Linked DNA regions of Mus musculus: region 2 is linked to region 1. A link is a loop called in an ENCODE intact Hi-C map of the cell type or tissue named here. Cell type or tissue: left cerebral cortex. All regions are shown on one strand.

Evidence for each region. Peaks named below come from ENCODE experiments on the same cell type or tissue, not always from the same donor. Only the 100,000 strongest peaks of a DNase experiment are listed, where the experiment ranks them.
Region 2: it touches region 1 in a loop (2.8-fold over the local background); 6 of 42 quality-filtered maps call a loop at or near these places.

What each region holds. Positions count from the first base shown.
Region 1 is chr2:76,056,103-76,058,602 of GRCm38, forward strand. All of the region lies in intron 13 of Pde11a (phosphodiesterase 11A), which reads right to left. Among named protein-coding and RNA genes, the nearest start is that of Gm52518, 21 kb to the left of the region's middle. In left cerebral cortex, no CTCF peak of the experiment used is centred here; a DNase peak (open chromatin) is centred at 1,351; H3K27ac peaks cover 358 bases.
Region 2 is chr2:76,000,528-76,003,027 of GRCm38, forward strand. The region is part of intron 19 of Pde11a (phosphodiesterase 11A); the gene reads right to left. Among named protein-coding and RNA genes, the nearest start is that of Ttc30a1, 20 kb to the left of the region's middle. In left cerebral cortex, a CTCF peak has its summit at 1,078 (motif pointing left); DNase peaks (open chromatin) are centred at 1,063 and 1,872.

The sequences.
Region 1 (2,500 bases):
AAAAAAAAAAAAGGAAATTTAAACAAACTTTAAGAACTGTCAAAAGGAGCACATGGTGTCCACAGTAACAGGCTTCAAGCCTTTGCCACCGCATCAAACCTATGTATTTAAAGGCTGTGTTTCACCATCTGCATCTGTAAAAGGCCACATTTATTTAAAAAAATCAAGAAACTCTATTGAGAAGGTATATTAAAATACATACAATTCATCCAGTTACTATTCAGTCTTCCAGTAAACATTTCCTGTGTGTTTATTATGCTCCTGTCAGCAATCAAAATGGAACAGGATACGTGCTTTTGAAAGGACATTACCAGGGCACCATGAAGGCAAGACACAATACCAAGGGCAGGGTGCATCGGCTAGACCCCTGGAAGTGGTGTGTGCAGAGAAGGGCACCGGAAAGAGAGGATCTGCTCTCTGAGAGCAAGTCCCTTCTGGGTAAGCCAGTGCTAAGCCAGAGAAATGAGCCGGGGTCTGATTTAAAGGAGTCGTAAGAGGCTAAACTAAGGAATATGAATATCTAAAACTCGTAGGAGGCCTGAGGATGAAGCAGGAGTTTGATATGAACACTTTTGTGTGCGAGAAAAGGGATTTGTCAGATTACCAAGAAGGCATGAGGAGAGCTGAGAGCCAAGGAAGCACAGGTTGCCCCAAGACTGCAGAAGAGGGGCTGGCTCTGATGAGAGGCTATCGAGGCTGCTAAATAACTCATCTGTTCCCTGGGATAGAGACTAAGAGAAAGAGGGACACAGACAAAGGGGAAGACTAACAACTGGAGGATCCGGGGTCTTCAAGTAGGAGGCTCTTCCCACAGTTGGTAGAAGCATCTAGAGATAAACACATGTGAATTAGGCTCTGAGCAATGCAGCCAGGGCTCGGGAGTGGGTGCGTGGATGCCCTGCACAAATAGTCAAGGGAACAGGAGAGCACGGTGGGCCACAGGAGGCCTGGAGGCAAACTACGGAGGAAGGCTACAAAGGTAGATAGAGATCTTTTATGAGGAAAAATTGAAGAGAAGTTCTGGAAGGAGGCAGTGAGAAAACACAGCCCATGGGTAAGCTGGGCCAACAACGGAGGGCGTGAGACAAGTACAACAGCTTTGGAAATGGGTCACCGGGGGCAGCTCTGCTTGTGAGATGGGATCTAAAGCCCTGTGCAAAGGAAGGTGTTAGCGGGAGCAAAAGGAACAGCATAGACATTTTCTCAAAAAACTTGGAAAGAAAGAAGGGAAGACAGCGGTCACTAAAAAGGACACTTGCATGTGTGCGTGCATGTAGGCGGTGTATATTTCAAGGCGGGGCAGAGCTGTTCATGTTAATTAGATGCAGAGAACCCACAGACAGGGAGGCATAGATCCAGGAAAGAGGAGGGAGATTGATGGTGAAAGTCCCCCAGAGGAGAGGCAGGAGAGGTCCCGAGCTGGAGGGATTAGCTCCAGAGACAGGAAAGACCGGCATTTTCACTGAGATAGGAGGGAAAGAGGGAAGAACTGGGAGGGATAGAGAAGTGTGGGTGGCAGGGGAGGAAATGGAGAGAGTTCTCGATTGATGGCCTCAATTTTCTCAGTCAAGTAGGAGGCAAGGTGATCTGTAGAGCAGTGTGAGGAGGCAGTGAAGCTTGGGCGGAGAGAACACCAGGGGTATGTAACAGCTGAGGGCAGGCTGAGCGGGTGGAGTCCGGAGTGCGCAGCTGGGTTGAGGAGATGTATATCCGTTGTGTCTCAAGCTTGCATAACTGTGATATTTTTCTCCCAGGGCTTTGACAAGTCCGGGCAGGGCAGCAAGAAATTGAATTGTCAGACTGAACTAAGGCTGGGTTTTTGCAGGCTGGATGTCATGGAGGTTTAAGAGGGTTGAGGAATTGTCAGGTAGTGAGTATTGAGTGAGGAGGGAAGCTTGAAGCGCTGGGCTGTAGGATGAAGGATGGAGAGAAGGACTCTCAGTCAAGACAGTTTGCCAGACCAGATCAAACACAAGGGCCCAAGACATCAAGGTCTGACTCAGGAGGTGTTTAGGGCATAAAAGGAAGGACTAGCTGAAAGCAGCCAGTTGACTCACAGTGGGTTCTTGGGATTTCACTAGAAGAGATCTACCTTCTTTGAGAACTTTGAAATCTGTCATCTGAAAGCTAATCCCACCTCTCTATAGAAGCCTATCTTACTGTTGCCTTCCCATATGAAACAAGTCTCCACAGTCCCTGGGCATCTTAGCAGATAGCTAGTTCAAAGGAACATTAAAACGTGACCTGTGACCTCATTGCAAGAGTCCTGGGGTTGAACTGTATTTCTAACACGCCTAAGTCCTGTGGCCCTTGCCACAATGTGAGCCACCGAGTAGTGGCTTTCTTGACCAGACAGATTGGTCTATCTAGGTGACTCACGTGCAGAACAAATAGTCGATTACCCATCCCCGTGTTTATGTGATTCCTTTGTCTGTTTCCATCTTTTCATGGGACGAGGAATGGGAAGAGCAAAGCAATCTTTGCTTCATTAATCTTCCTG
Region 2 (2,500 bases), 56 kb before region 1:
TATAAATGAACTCTCTTGGACAGTAAAAGCTAAACAATGGCCCACCACTCTTCCCATTCCAGAGCCCCATCCGCCCCCAACTCCCCGCCCCCCAGGCTAGCCTCAGGATACCCCGAGGATTTGTTTAGGGATGTGCCTGAGGCTAGTGGGTTTTAAGCTGGAAGTTCCCCCTCTTTTTCTTTGTGGTGCAGTAACAGCTGTAATGACAGAGCTATGACTTCAGAGGCTGGGCCTCTAGTTCTATTCACAACTAGACACTGGGCCGGCCACTCTTTCGTCAGGCCCAAATTGTGTGTAGAGCTGGCCATCACAGTGGGTGGACTAGTCTCTCTTCTCAAAGGACTGGTGACTGCTCAGTGTGCGACCCCCACCACCCAGTGGGAAAGTTCACAGAAGCTGACTCATCACTCATGCACACACTCCAACAGATGGAAGACATTGTTATTCAAGAATCATAACGACTGCCCTGCAGTGGTGGCGCACTCCTTGAATCCCAGCACTTGGAGGCAGAGGCAGGTGGATTTCTGAGTTCGAGACCAGCCTGGTCTACAGAGTAAGCTCCAGGACAGCCAGGGCTACACAGAGAAACCCTGTCTTAAAAAAAAAAAAAAAAAAAAAAAAGAATCACAATGACTAGAACTCTTCCAGGGCGAGCAGGGAAGAGGAGGATGTGTGTCTCTGCCCTTCCCCCCTCCCTCAGTTCTCCTACATATTGCCCCTCTAAGCTCCCTAGCCACGTGAGCCTCTAAATCCCATCACTGCTCAACCTCAACTGCGGACTCCTTATTCTCTTCCATCCTAGGTTTCATTTGAATTTGCTGAGGCTTCCCCCCAAAACTTTGAACTGGTGTCTGGTTCATGGGTGTCTCACCCTCTTCAGTGTAGATACGGTGCTGACACTCACCCTTCCCACTTCAAGGCAGAGTCACGACTAAAACAGCGTGTGTTTCCCTTTCCCCAAGCCCAGCCTGGCCAGCAGAGAGGGCCAGTTTTCTTAGGTTCTTACAGTCTCAACCTGTCCTGATTTGTGGACCCAGCAGACACCGGAGGAGAACGTCAGCGCCCTCTGCTGGCAGAGCTAATGAGACAGCACAGTTGTAGCTCTTAGGGAAGGGGACCCAAAGGGGTTGATCAGCTAGCCTTCAGCAATCGTTTAGCCTGGTGATGATCCAGGCGAACCCAGAAAAGAACCCTAGAGCCAGTTATTTCCTCCTTGTGTGAATTCAGTATTACACTGTGTTTACCCACAGGATGGATTGCTTTGTCCAACTTGGAAAATGATTTTTCTGCATGTGGTATTACTGATGAGCAACGACAGGCTGGCTGTGTGAGAGGTTTGCAGAGACCAAAACATATTATCAGGTTGTGTGTGTGTGTGTGTGTGTGTTAGTGATACTGCAGATCTTAAAATCTAAGTGATGGGAGATAGTTACCAAAGAACAGTAAAGATGATAAAGCCAGTGGTAATGCTTTGCAGAAAAGCAGGCAGGCAGGCTCATTAGAATCCTGAGCAAGCATGATTCAGTTGAGTCTTAAGAGCATCGTCAACCTAAGGTATACCTGAAGATGATGCTCATGGTATCATGTTTAATATTCTGGAGGCTAATTACAGGACCAGTAATAACTTACAAGGAGATTATTTTCTCACCAAGGCTGGAGCGGACTACCAGTGCATGTGAAAGTTTACAAGGAAGCCCTTTCTTTCCATTTCTGTCTTGACCCCACAGTTTTGCTCTCTTCTTTATATGCTCCAGGGATTTCTTTGTGGGAAGAGATAGTCACGATGACATTAACATTCTGAATAAATGAGGCAAGAAATTTAGACTTTCCAGGCTTAAAGCATTGCTATTTCCGTAATGTCAGGCTGTATGACACAGCTGGGCATGATGGAGACTGTGCAGTGTCTAGCTGAATGAACCACCTCTTTGGGCACGGCCTGTTCTGGGAACTGCCCATTGCTTGCTGTTCTAGAGAGTAGATGATGGACTACTGAGTTATTGGTGGATCTTTCTAGTTAGGAGCACTGCCTCTTCATTGATCTAACCTCACAACCATCCAGGGGGTGGGTCTCACCCAGTCTGTTTACATAGATCATGCACCTATCCATGGGGAAACAAGGTCCACAGACGTTAAGTTGGCATGGTTAAATGTAAAGCAGGGTTGGTAGGTTAGCCCAGTCCTGCTTTGATACAAAGCCTGTGGTATCTTCTTATCTGGCAACGTAGCCAGTGTGTTGAGGAACAAAAGTCTCTTCCCATCTTATTGCAGGGCCAACAGCAGACAGGCATTCCTTCTATTGCAGGGGGTTTGTTTCAGAATCCCCGAAGTTGGTGCGTGGCTACTTCAAAAAGCAAGGACACCTCAACACCGTCTCGAAAGCTTTAAGGTGTAGACAATGAATCTTTTATCTACACCCCAACTCCACCTTCCTCTGCGAAGATAAAACCAGGACTGTAAGGAGTAATTGACAGGCAAGCTGAAGGGACAGCTCCTGTGAATG